Regions from separate parts of the Homo sapiens genome. Here regions 1 and 2 are each linked to region 3. The links are chromatin contacts, found by Hi-C or POLR2A ChIA-PET in ENCODE. All regions are on one chromosome and are shown on one strand. Each heading gives the region's core, a stretch centred on a gene start or an enhancer-like site at or near the end of the contact. The rest is flanking DNA. Distances are from core to core; before and after follow the strand shown. Region 1 holds the start of FAM13A-AS1 (FAM13A antisense RNA 1). Region 2 overlaps FAM13A (family with sequence similarity 13 member A). Region 3 overlaps FAM13A (family with sequence similarity 13 member A).

Region 1 (4,804 bases), core at 80-2,579, 56 kb after region 3:
ACAAACATTCAGACCATAGCAGTGCCCACTGGCATCTTGGGCAGGATAAAGAGGAATTGTTCTATGCAATGCAAGGCATTAAGCATACCTGGTTCCTGGCTACTAACTACCAACAGAGACCTCCAGCTTCACTTGAGACCCACTGCAAATGACATGAGAACTGCACTGATCACTACTGAATTGCACACTGGCAGCAAAACAAAATTCAGTGTGATGTCTTTGCAGATACGTGGAACTCAGTGCGATGTCTTTGCAGATACGTGGAACTCGGTGCGATGTCTTTGCAGATATGTGGTCAAAGAAGTTACCTGCCACATTACAACATTCCTTTTTATTTGGCTACTGAGCAGCCTTAATCCAATTTGTTGCCCATCTCTAGCAGCTGGGCATAACACAGATTAATGGTCAAGTCCAGGTCCCACTATTTTGTGATAATGAGCAACTATTTTCTCTAATTAATTCCTTCATGTGAAAAACTGGGATAATGGTAATTCTAAGTACTGAGAGCTTATTATGTGCTAAGCGCTATTCTATATGCTTTCCATTAATTCATTTAATCCTCACAACAACTCCATGAGGTAGGCACTATTTCTGTTCTCATTTTGAAGAGGAAGAAAATGAGACATAGGTTAAGAAACCTGCCCAAGGTCAAACAGCTAGTAAATAGCAGAGCCAGGAGGACCCTGGTAATGGCAATTAAACTAGTTAGTGCATAGCAAATGTTGGTGCAGGATCTCATATGGGTCTGGTACACTGCACACAATTAATACAGGTTAGTTATTATTAGGTCGAAACCTTAGTATTAATATCTACTTCTGTGGGTTAATCTTAGTTAAAACTTGATTTTCTTACCTCTGAGGCAAATAAGCCCAAACAGTTGTTCTCTCTGATTCAACATCAAATTATGACTCAAGTTCCTCCTAACACTTCAAGAAGGTTTTTCACTCTGTTACTGTAATTTTTGCAAGTCTGGTCTCATAAGGATTGGTCAGTTGTTTTCTGTAAAGGGCTAGATAATATGTTAGGCATTGTAGGCCATCCAGTCTCTGTCATGTATCCTTCCAGTTTTAAAGTTTTCAACCCTTTTAAAATGTAAAAACCATTTTAGCCCATGGGCCATAGTTTGCCAACCCCTGCTCTCTGGGATTATTAATAAGAGTACCATATAAAACATCAAGAGACTTTCACATGGAGTAGATGGAACTATCAGAATTTGCTAATTGCCTCATTACACCGTCATTGATCCCCACCCACCACAATAAAGTTGCCAGATAATTTCATTAAAGTGGTAAATGACTAAAACAATGAAGAAGCATCTGAAAGTTTTCAGGGGAGGGAAGGTTGGTAGGTGGGTAGGCAAATCCAGAAATGCCTATGCAGAAGATTTAAGTCTTCTAAAGCATTGGTAATGAAGGGGAAAAGGAAACTATCTTAGAAAAATCATAGTGTTTTAGAAGCAGCATAAGATATCATTCATGCAACAAATCTTTAGAAATATGTATTGGGTATCTCTATGTTCAGGCACTCTCTCAGTAATGGAATTATAAAATTTTAGAGCTCAAAGTAACCTTAGAAATCATCTGATCCAATCTCATTTCATGGATGAGAATTCTGAGGCCTCAAAGTTAGTTAAAATAATTTGGCAATTTCTGTGCAAAATTAAATGTAGTGGGGTTTGTTTTTAACTCCTCAAATGTAGCACTTATGTAGATTATTAAATGTTTGTTGAATGGAGCTTATTAATGGAAAGCTCCTATTCTCTTTACCACCTTTAAACCACCTTTTTAATCTGGCAAAACAATACATTTTACTTGCTTTACCAATTTACTTAAAATCCTTTCTTTTTTTTTTTTTTTTGCTGTGTCTCACAAACTTTTGGTGTGCTTAAATGGCCTAACAATCACCAATCACTAAATGAACCAGTCTCTGATCCACCTTTAGTGCCTCCTTCTCCCTGCAGGCTCCTACCACCTCCACTCACTCCCCCTACCTCTCCTCAGATACTCTTCTCTAGTTCTGCTGCTGCCACTGTCACTGCTGTCTCAGCTCCTGTCTTTCTGCTTCAGTCCTTCCCACCTCAATACCTCCAGATTTAGACCATCCACATTTTCCTTCTTAAGACCCGGCTCAGGTCTTATCACCCTCAAGTTCTGAACATTGAAACAAATCCTACTTGGCTACTACTAAAGTTCCAGTGTTAGGCTAGTTCCTCAGCCCCAAATCTACCTTCTTTCTCCCAAGTCTTACTTACCATTATTTACTATTATTTGCCTATTTCCTCTGATGTTCCCTTCAAACTGTTCTTGGCTCTTGCCTAAATATGCCCCAATGTTTGAGCCTTTGCTAAAGCATCCCTCTCCATGAGAAACACCTTTTCGTCCATCCCAACCTTCAAAAACTTCATTCTTCCTTAATGCCATCTGCTCCTTGCCCCTGCTTTCTTCTCCATTTCTGCAGCACTTGGCTCTACTTTCTTATGCAGGAATCAAATCTGACCTTCTATTAGATTATCTGAGTATACGACCTAATGCTTCTACTAAAAGCAAGCTATCCATTCTGCAAGTACAATAAGAAATAGTTTTAAGTTAAAACACCAAATTTATTGCATAATATTGAACTATATGCACACACATAGAAAATAAACATTTCATATAACTGTATATATATTTTTAATCCTGTATTTATAAAGACTGAAAAACTACCAATTTAGCAATTGGAATAAGTTTTAAAAACAAAAAGAAAAAGCAAAAATCTACAATCCTTCATCAAGATTTGATGCTTTATCACAGTTCATAAATACTTCATTTTATATAAATAAGTCTTTTCTCTAGTTACTAGGAATTTAAAATTAGACTTACATGGATTCTTTAATCATGTAGAATTTTCTTACTCCATGATGAGGAAGGTTGAGCATGTCATTATTTTTAAAATACATATATTTGATTTAAACACAATCCCCCCTAAAATCCCACTGTAAACAAACATTTCGAATGTGATAAAGTTTCATAATAAAGAACGTCCTTAAATCTTAGCAATTAGGGAAGAGGAAAAAAAATCTGAGTAAAAATTTTGCAATTTAAATAAAAATTGAAAAAAAGGCTGCATGCATCCACTAGAAGGAGAGGAGAGGAAGGGAGCACTGAGTCAAGTAACAGAGAATGGGATAAAATAAAGAAGAAACGAAAGGAAAATCAGGGAGGACACAGGGTACGAAAAGGAGAAAATAAGGGAAGGGAGGAAGGAGAAAATGGTAGAGGACATAAGGTGATAGAAAAAGGGAAAGTAAATTTATTATTTCTACTTTTCTTGGACAATATAGAGACTCAAAATAGTTAATGCAACTTGCTCCAAAAGCGAGAGTGCAAGAGGTGGTGGGTCTATCAATTAACCTTATTGTCAAAGGGACAAGGATGAGCAAGAAAAAATTAGGCTCAGCTGCAACGAATGCTAAGCTGCTCTGCACATCTTTTAAAAGGTCTAGGAAATAGGCACAGCCATGGGAAAGTTGCTATTCCCTCAAGAACTTTTTAAAAGCAAGATATGTTTATATAGGCTCCCATAAATTCTTAGGAGTTCTGCCAAAATAATGGACCCAGACTCAGCTTTTTGGAATTGGGAGTTTCTGAAGCAGTCCTTTCCTCCTTTGGGTTAAAGGAGGGCTGCAACAAGCCAGAGGCATTTCCAAGTGTACAGAGGAAGGTGATGTTCTCGCATGCGCAGATAAAAAAGGACAGGTCAGTCTAAATCATTCTTATAGAGGAATGAGAAGTTAAGAGAAGGACAAGGAAGCACTGTGAGAAAACATCAGGGCTGAGAGAGACATTTGGGAAATTAAAGTTTAAAAATCCACTGCCATTTCATCCAGCAGAGTGCAACACATTCACAAGTGCAAGGAATACTGGGTAGTTTGGTTTAAAACAAAAACAAAAACACCTCCCATACAAGGGCCAATTTTTCACCCCATCCCCAACCTCTAATTTTTCAAAAAGGTTGTTTACTGCTATACAATCCCAGAAACACATCAACCAGGCTCAGTATTTAAAAGTCCCAACCCACTTAGACAATAAAAAAATAGAAATCACTCCCCATGATTTTCTGTATAGGCCTCAATGTGGACACTGAGGAACGAAGGGAAATACTGGACAAGCTGAGAAGCCTCAGGCCAAACTAAACCCTTCATAGTTGTCAAGGGCCTGGGTCAGCCGGGCACTCAGAATCTCTTTGCTGCTGTACTTGGGGAGGTCAAGAAGGTTGTAGCAAGTGTGGGCCACCGGCAAGTACTCCTCCCCGCTGGCTGTGGACTGGATGACAATCTGCAGACTGGCCATGCCGTAGATGGGAATCCGATCGCTGCCTGTCAGGAACACTGGGGAGAACGAGAAATGGCATTAGCAGCTAAGCAAACGGAAAATGGATCTCAGAGATCCTTCTGGCAACAGGAGAGGAAGGCATGACACCCTGTGGCTTGCATGAGAAGTACAATTACATTTATGTGCCAATATGCATCCTGTGGAATGAAAATTAGATGCCGTTAAGAAAAAAAAAAGGCCTCAATCAAATGTACACCCTCACAAATGTTAGATTTCACAAAATCAAAGAGGGAAGGAATTGCTGTCATAGGAAAAGAGGAGCTGATCTTAAGGGGAAAACAGAAGAAGACTGAAGTCTCTGACCTCAGGGTCTCCTCTCACCTCAAGTGCCTGATGCCTGTACCACCTTGTCTACGGAATTCCATTTAGGATCTATTTGCTCTCCTTTCCACGTCTCCATTTTTCTTAAACCCGAAGAGCTGACCCAAACATTA
Region 2 (4,450 bases), core at 82-2,581, 49 kb before region 3:
ACGTAGTTCAAGATTGAATTTCTAATAAATATTTTAAAGTTTTCAGATTATAATAAACATTTTCAGGTCACACAATATCTTAGCTGATAGAGATACACTGAAGGAAATTATGACAAGTCCATTTTTACACATAAAAATGGCAGATGAACTTTGTTTTGACCAAGTACACATGAGTACACTTTAAAAATTGTAAATGAATCTTTTGATCTATGTCCTTTTCTTGCAAAGAGATTTGTCTGTATTTCTAAATTTAAAATCCCTTTCAAATTTTAAACCATCATTTTAAGATAAGCTCTGAAATAAATTTGACTTCTGATATCAAGTATAGACTTAGAATATTGTTGCTAAACAAATAACGGACTCCAGAACCAAAGTATAGTACATTATAACCCTTGTGCAAATTATCCCAAAGCCAGATATGGAAATTGATTTTAGTTTTTGCATGAGAAAAGACATGTTAATGGGAAATAGTGGGGCCAGGGGTGGTAAAAATAAGATAGGAGAAGCCTCGGAAGTTGCTCTTTAAAATTAAGGTGCCTAAGTAACAAAGTGAAAATAATGAGGTGGGGGGGTGGTTTAAGACATATGTTTTATAATACCTTTAAAGACCAAGCTCAGGAAAACATGGTATCTTCTCATCAAATCTAAGAATAAAACTCAGGGAAGCTGGGTGCGGTGGCACACACCTGTAATCCCAGTGCTTTGGTAGGCAGAGGCAGGAGGATCGCTGGAAACCAGGAGTTGGAGACCAGCCTGAGCAACATAGTGAGACTCTGTCTCTACAAAATTTTTTTTAAAAATTATCTGTGCATGGTGGCATATGCCTGTAGTCCTACCTACAAGCTGAGGTAGGAGGGTCACTCTAGCCCAGGAGTTTGAGGCTGCAGTGAGGTATGATCATGCCACTGTACTCCAGCCTAGATGACAGATTAAGACCCTGTCACACTCCCCCCAAAAAAAAGACTTCAGAAAACTTGAACTTACTAGAAATAAAAATAAAGAATTGAACTGCTTTACTCAGATCATATTAAAGGAATGGAACTGAAAGGCTAGAGAAAAAAATTAAGCGTTTAGAAAAAAACATAATAGATACCAGTATTTTGCAGTCAGCAAAATGATTATAAAAAGAAATAATTTCGCTGTCTAGGTTAAAATAACTCTTGAAACTAAAATTAGAAACTAAATGCTGGCCTGAGTAGACCATTGATACCCTGTGTTTTATTTTTATAAGTGACTTTCCTCTTTTTCAACTCCTTGATTTGATAGAAACCCAAAAGCCTGCCTGTTTCTCCAGTGTCAGCTTTCTGGCAGGTCACTGCTGCGCCCCTGGTGCTGAACTCCCTCAATTGCCACACCTGCCGAGTTATTAATTCTCCCATGCTTTCCAAGCACATTCTCTCTTCTCTCTCTCTCTGTCTCTCTCATAGTTCTCCTCCTGTGCATTATCTTTCTCCCAAAAAAATGCCTACGTGACCCTCAAAATTCACTCCCTGTGTGGCTTATCTAACTGAGCCTCAGCTAATCTGCCAGACTGCATAGTGCTTCAGAGTGGAAGGGCTGGAGCTCTGACTTCAGACTTGGATTGGAACCTCAGCCGTTGACTGCCTCTATGGCCTTCAGCCTGTTAATTAACCTTTCTAAAACTTGTTCTTCTTATCTGAAAAATCTGGTTAGTAATTCCTTCCTCCATGATGTCTTTGAGGATTGAATGAGATAATGCACGTAAACGCTTTGTACAAAGCCTGGCTTTTTATGGTGAGCTCTCAATCAATGGTAGTTATGTATCCTTTTTTTATAATAATCAAATTTCAGGTTTCCATTTCTCTGCTAGCCTGTAAATTCCGTGAAAGTTGGGATTGTGTTTTCTTAGCCTGTGTATCGATCATGGATTCTAATACACTCAGAAAATGTTCTCATATGAGCACCTGCCCGTGGTTGTGGAAGCGCCCAAAGTCTAGGTGTAGGTTGACATCAAACCTTCATTCACTTTCCAGTTGCTGCTCATCATCCTAAAAAGCAGCGGAAAGTCAAGATGATGTCAGAAACAAGCCTTGACCCATTTTTCTGTGCACAGTCCTCCTCTGGCTGAGGTGAGGGGTGTTCGGGAGAGGATGACAGGATAATTTGCATGCCTTCTGCACATCTTTGTCTCAAGAATTCCACATTCAGAGTTAACAGTTTGGGAAATTATGTGTCTGTTAAAACTGTGTTAACAAACCCTTAATAAATTTGCAATAAGGTAATAATTGAAAGAAGTTAGCAAAAACAATTTTCTTTTTCCTTCTTTCCTTCTACAGGTATCCCCATATTGTTTTGATTTTGTTTCAGTGACTAAAGATTTGAAAATACTTTATTTACTAATGTTATAAAAATATTTTCTCATCAACTAATTTCATCCCCCCAAAGAACGTTACTGTATTTTACGTTCTAAATTACTGCCTCCCTAAGACAATGTTTTTATGTTTATAATAATGATAAACATCACTTTTCTGAACAAGATCTTAAAGACAAATGAAAGCTTCCAGCTGCCCAAAATTTCTTCAAACCTCAAACAATCTTTGTGTTTGGCGTGAAGTGAAATAATTTTTTTTCCCCTACTCTCAAGCCAGAACAAACAGATATAGTGTGTGGCAAGGCCATACTCAAACATTACCTTGCCCGAACATATCATTTTCTGGGTTCTCTGTATACCACAAAGAGTACAGTGTTAAAATTATGGGCATAATGGCAAAGCTCCCACCTCTTATTGTGCAGTTGGAAAAAAGAAATGATTTTCTTTAAGTAAGGATGGGAGAAAACCCATGGCACAGCTGAAGATTCATTAAGTTTTGAATAGATGGGAAAAAGAAAATTTAAAATAATCAATGTACAGATATCAGAGAATGCTCCTAGGCAAAATTAGTTTTACAAATTATAAACAGTATGTTTTCAAAATATTTAATCAAACACTACTGCAAGCACTCAGCAAAATCTTGATGATAGTGATTTTATTCAAGAGCCATTTACTAAGCACATGCAGTGTTCTTGGTACCTAGCTAGGTGCTGTTGTTACAAAGATAACAACAAATCTGGAAATGAGACAAGCCTCTGAGCTCATGAATTTCAGTGTTATGTGCTAAGCACTCGGTTATAGCTATGAACAAAGTGTCTTGAAGCCTGGAGGAAGAAGCAACTCCCTCTCCAGGGTGCTAGAGATGGCTTCCCAGATTAGATGACACTTGAACTGAGAGATGAAGTATTTACCAGGCAGAGAGAGGTGGAGAAAGGATTTAAGGTAGAAAGAACAACATGTACAAATGGAAAGAGTTGCAAAAGTGCAATGAGGTTTGTAGAGATATGTTGGGTTGCAATTGGGAGGGACTTCATGTGCCAGATTTAGGCATTTGGATTTTTATCCCAAATGCAGTGGGGAAGTAGGAGAGGCTAAGGACGAACTAGTGTGGAAAACAAGGAAATAGTATTGCCCCTGTGAAAGACTAATACAGTGGAAATGGAAAGGAGAGATCTGACTCAAGAGACACATCCTTTTTTTGAGACATAATCCGTACAATTTGGTAATTGATCAAATATGGAGGTAAGAGATTGTCTTAGTCCATTTTGTGCCACTAAAACAGAATACCATGGGCTGGATAATTTATAATGAACAGAGACTTATTTCTTACAGTTCTGGAGGCTGGGAAGTCCAAGCTCAAAGGTCTCATATCTGACAAGGGCCTTCTAGCTCTGTCATCCTGTGGCAGAAGGCAGAAGGGCAACACAGTGAACTCAATGAGCAGGGGGGAGAGTGTCAAACTCATCCTTTTACCAGGAACCTACTCCCATACTAACCAACCCACTCCCACAATAACAGCATTAATCCATTCTTGAGGGCAGAGCCCTTATTAAGTAATCACCTCTTAAAGGTTCCACCTCTCAACACTGTTTCATTGGGAATTAAGTTTCTAACACATAAACTTTGGGAGACACATTTAAACTATAGCAGGGATAAAAGTCGTTAAGGAAAACAGTTGGCTTATAAACACAATGTAAATACTATAACAAGAATAAGATTCTATTCTGTGACTTCTACACATGTCTCAGCGAGGATTCCCTGAGAAGTGCACTGTCAGTCAATCAGCAGGCAGTCATGGTTCACTTTTCACCTTCTAGCTGTAGAAAGAGATGCAAAACAAATGGAAGGTAAAGCAACTCCTCTTCCCACCCCCCACTTAAGAACTCTGTTCCTTTTCCCCCCACATGCACATACCCCTACCTCCATGCAATTTCTTAGACATTGCAAGCTGTTAATCAGAAGGGCATTCAGAGCTGGCACTAGCTGAGTAGGTAGGATTGAAATGGAATGAGATGATCCTTAGTTTTCTGTAAGTATAATATTTCTTTGATTCTAGAAGACAGAATAGGTGATAAAGAATGCCACAGTCGTACAAATAAGGAAGAGCCATGGAGGCCA
Region 3 (4,112 bases), core at 680-3,179:
TCTATCACAGTGCTATTGAAGGCAAATAACTATAGTCATGTTTATTTGTGTTTCCAGTTTGCTTTGTTTTGATTAATTTTTTGTTTTGTGTTTTGTTTTTGAATTTTATAAGTATTTGGCTTAGAGCTACTCAACATACTCTTAAATTAAATCATAATATCAGTGGATGAAAAACGTTATAAAACAAGTAGATATTTTATGATTTTTTTGTTGTTGCCATTATTTATAGGAAAGGAAATGAAAAAGATGGTGGACACACTCAGCATTTTGAGGTGAGTAGCTAACAAGCAAGAGTAAGACTGTGACGGGGCTGTTCATACACTCTTGAGTGTACTTCTGAAATATTAGTCTGCCAATAAGGGACATTGAGATAAGTAATATAACTGTGATTGATTAGAAAGGCAAATACCAAACTTAAAGATTCCTTGAGAAATCATAAGAGCTCCATTATTTTCCTTTGTGAATTATTTTGTTTTGCTTATGATGATAAACTTTAATAGCATAGGGATTTCTCTTTAGATTTTCTATAAAGTAAAACAAAACAAAAAGCCAAAGCTACTGGTTTTATTTTCCACAATTTGATGCATTTTTTAAGTGATTGAAATATATAGGTAGTGAGTCTTAGTCACAAGGATTAGGTCATGAATCTTCAAATTAACAAAAATTCACTTTGAGTTACTTTAATCCAATTTGTTTGCTGAGTTTTGTCTCTCATCTTAAATAAACATTGGAGAAGAAAAGTCTCTCACCTCCCTTATGTCATCTGTATCTTCAAGTTTCATTTACTTTCCTGACCTCCCACTTGTCCTCTCAGGCATCACCATGCTGACCCAAGTATTTGGTTTCCCTTGCTCCCAAGTCCAGCTTCCATTCAGTGTGCTGAGCATCATTTTTAATTCATGTATGTGTATGCAATCTGCTACCTCCAAATACTTCCAACTCCACCTTCAATCTTATCAGTTTTGCTTTTCAAGAATTAAAGTTTTTCTTAACCTACTCTTAAATTCTGACTCTTGATATAAAGAGAACGTTCCCTCTAACCCAATGATTCTTAGTCTCTGTTGGGCACTGACCTAATTCACTGATGGATTTATTCAACAACATATATTAAATCCTACTAGGAACAGGTACTGTGCTAGGAGCTGGGATTTAATGACAACCACAGTCTATTCCCCCATGGAGTTTTACAGCATAGCAGCTTAAAAATCAGAAAGCTACAGACCCTCTTAGAAAATTGTATTATCATTAAAAAATGTGCATAAAATTCCTAGAAACTAATCCCCACTCCCTGAACACACGCTAATGCTGTAGACTCCTCATATCTCCTGTATTCAATTCTTGTCCTATATATACTTCTTCACCAGATAATTTAGCCAGATAATAGGAGGGGAATGCTTCCTCTTTCTGACCTCACAGCTTCTGAGCCACTTTTTTCATCTATTTCCAACTCATTTTTGCCTCCTTCCTTGGAACCCAAGCAACAAGCTGACATTATTTCCTTGTCTCTAGGCATCCTTTTAAAGATCATGTTTCCCCATGATACTGTCAAGTTGTGTTTTGTTTTTTATGGTTTTATCCTTTCACTGCCATCTTCCTCTGCTCACAGCAAGCACCTACTCTTCTCCTATCTAACATGATTTTAAAGAAAATCGCTTTGCCAGTCTCCTGGAGAGGTCTCCTCAGTTCTTTCCTTTTATGCCTGTTTTCTTTTGTGAGATAAAAGGGAATAAAAGTAACTTTTGTGGATGGACTTCATACATTAACTCATAAATTCCAAGTAGCACACAAACTAAATGGCAAACTAAACTGAACTCAGTCTGCCTTGGTCTTTGGTGGACAGCTCCCAGGGCAGTGGATGAATCATTGGGAAACAATCTCACATCCTTCTTCCATGTGCCAAGTCCTCTTCTTCTGTGTGTTACTCATGTGCAGCCACCAATCGTGCCCAGTGCCACTGCTGGCACTGCTTAGGCGTTCACTAATAATAACATGATGGTTTCAGTTAGGACATAAAATTAGGTGGTGAACTAAAATCTAGACTAAGCTCTCCATGTCACCTTTCTACCACAGCTGCACCAAAGGAGAAAAATAAGACATCATTCCACAAGATTGGGATGATTTCTACTTGTGAAAGTATGTGCTTCTTTCACTGAAGGAAATTTATTTTGTTATTATCCATGACAGACAGTGAAAAGAACTGTTTTCCATTTTGTAAAGCTTTTTCCCTTGTTTCAGTGTGCTGTTAGTTATTACTTTTTAATATATGTAGTCCTTCCTAAAACTTACACCACCCAATATTTAATCTAGTTTTCTAGTAAAAACATCAATAATCTTTCATTTTCAGTGATGAAAAATAAGTCTATACTTTGGTTACTCCTCCTAGAGTTCTGTTTAACCAGTATATATTTTGTTTCAGGTCTCATTGCATAAGATTTTGAGACATCAGATTTTACATGCCCGCTATTGAATATATATTGTAATATTTCTAATTTTGTTTTCCGTTAAGACAGACTTCATCCTTATTGATATTTTCATTTAAAATTCTCCTTGTAAACTCTCAGATTCACATAAGATAACATAGCAAACAACAGCTCTTGGGGAAAGGTGATTTTTTTTTGGGAGGACTACTATTCCCGTTAGAATGAGGAACATTTGTTTTCAGCCTCAGAAATGCTCTTTAGAGACAGGCAGAGAGAGGCTTCTCTTAGATCTGCTGCTCAAAGGCAAATGAAGTTACAACTGTGACCCCAGTTTTTAAATAATCAGCTTGCAGCCTTTAATGTGTTTTGTTTGAAGGTATGTGTGGAAAGTGAACATGGGCTTATCCCTTTGTTTCATATCTTTTTAATTTATTTTAATTATGCAACTAATATTGTCCAAAACGAGATTCTCCTGAGATCTCAGATGGGCATTGGTCAATAATAGTTACCCATTTCTATTTCATGAGAGTTCCTTATGTGGTTTGGATTAAAATTTGTTTAGTGACACACTGGCAATGAGAAAAAAAGTCAAGAGTCACTTTGAAATGTCCAAAATTAAAGTACAATTTCTTCAGGAAGGTTCAGAAAGGCTGACATTTTAATAAAATATCCTATCTGGGCAATGTGAAATGAGATAACATAAGGAAGAGCCTAGCACACTGCTCCCTGGGCATGCAAAATCTAGAGTCTTTGTTCTTCTGTGTATTATTAACTCTTTTAACAAACTACAAGTATCCAGAAGAGAGGTCATCCTTAAAACTAGCAATTTCTAGATTCTAAAAGATATCCCTGAAATTACAGATTTTCAGAGTTCTGTTTCCAAGGGAGTTTATGCTTTATGCTTCAATTTAATCCCTATTTTCTATGATGAAAATATTTTATACTTCTCTATAAAACCCAGAATATTAAAACTAAAACCTTACAATGAATCTCTGTTGAGAAGTCAAAACAAGTAAGAATTATTAACTGCATGTGAGGGAATTACATTATCTGGGAGAGATCATTTTATGTCAGAATTACAAGGTCAGTGAAGTGTTAAGTTCTTTCAAAATATTTTTACATTCTTTATGCTTTCTAAGCCTACTGCTTAAGAGAGCTTAGAAGCATACCTTTGATAACAAACAAGACATTCATAATTTTAAAAAAAAAGACTAGTTCCATGTTTCTTATCCTGCTTCAAAAAAAAGGAAAAGAGAAGAGAGAAAGAAGGAGAGGAGACAAGGCTTTTCAATCAAGACTGAGAATTAATATTAGTTATCACAAGATATTAAGTGCAGGCTTTTATTTGCCCTGAAAAAGTGAATTTCTGAAAAGTATTTATAGAATGGATGACTGTTATTTTGACTTCACTGTTTTCATGGAAGCTTTAGGACTTTGTTTTAATATTATAACCAGAAAAATTAACAAGCTCTATTTACTTCAAATTCGCTTCCAAATCAATCCAATAGCCAAAGCCTAATGAAGCTTTGGAGTTCACATGGATTTTGAAAATTTATTTCCACTTTCCTTTATTGTCAGGCCAAACAAAAAATGTTTATGGTTCTCTGTAGTTCTTCGGTTAATATTGTAGTTTCTTCCTGTGCAAACTGCATTATACAGCATACTTTCTGATATTGTCATTCCTGGCTCTGA

Evidence for each region. A loop is a pair of places that touch in the nucleus more often than their neighbours do. ChIA-PET counts read pairs that join two places held with the same protein, here RNA polymerase II (POLR2A). Pooled maps may share reads with other maps.
Region 1: a loop to region 3 is called in a map of gastrocnemius medialis, with 4 times the contacts of the local background. The contact joins the promoter of FAM13A-AS1 here to the enhancer-like site in region 3. A Hi-C loop is called at or near these places in 10 of 168 maps with a recorded cell type or tissue (Right ventricle myocardium inferior, ascending aorta, astrocyte of the cerebellum and 6 more) and 4 of 50 pooled maps.
Region 2: a loop to region 3 is called in a pooled map, with 2.9 times the contacts of the local background. The contact joins two enhancer-like sites. A Hi-C loop is called at or near these places in 4 of 168 maps with a recorded cell type or tissue (HepG2, ascending aorta and body of pancreas) and 1 of 50 pooled maps. POLR2A ChIA-PET finds 5 or more read pairs at or near these places in 3 of 52 experiments (BJ, HepG2 and WTC11).

The regions. Positions count from the first base shown.
Region 1 is chr4:88,706,314-88,711,117 of GRCh38, reverse strand. FAM13A-AS1 (FAM13A antisense RNA 1) reads right to left here and starts at 1,329. Exons shown (of 5, transcript NR_002806.2): 1 at 853-1,329. HERC3 (HECT and RLD domain containing E3 ubiquitin protein ligase 3) reads right to left here. Exons shown (of 26, transcript NM_014606.3): 26 at 2,579-4,366. The coding sequence ends at 4,158.
Region 2 is chr4:88,811,357-88,815,806 of GRCh38, reverse strand. All of the region lies in intron 7 of FAM13A (family with sequence similarity 13 member A), which reads left to right. Among named protein-coding and RNA genes, the nearest start is that of FAM13A-AS1, 100 kb to the right of the region's middle. Within about 2 kb of position 1,331, at least 2 of the 41 ENCODE cell types and tissues checked have a DNase peak (open chromatin) inside an H3K27ac peak, as active enhancers do.
Region 3 is chr4:88,763,713-88,767,824 of GRCh38, reverse strand. It overlaps FAM13A (family with sequence similarity 13 member A), which reads left to right. Exons shown (of 24, transcript NM_014883.4): 13 at 230-272. Among named protein-coding and RNA genes, the nearest start is that of FAM13A-AS1, 56 kb to the right of the region's middle. Within about 2 kb of position 1,929, at least 4 of the 41 ENCODE cell types and tissues checked have a DNase peak (open chromatin) inside an H3K27ac peak, as active enhancers do; they include ascending aorta and gastrocnemius medialis, where a contact is called at or near this core.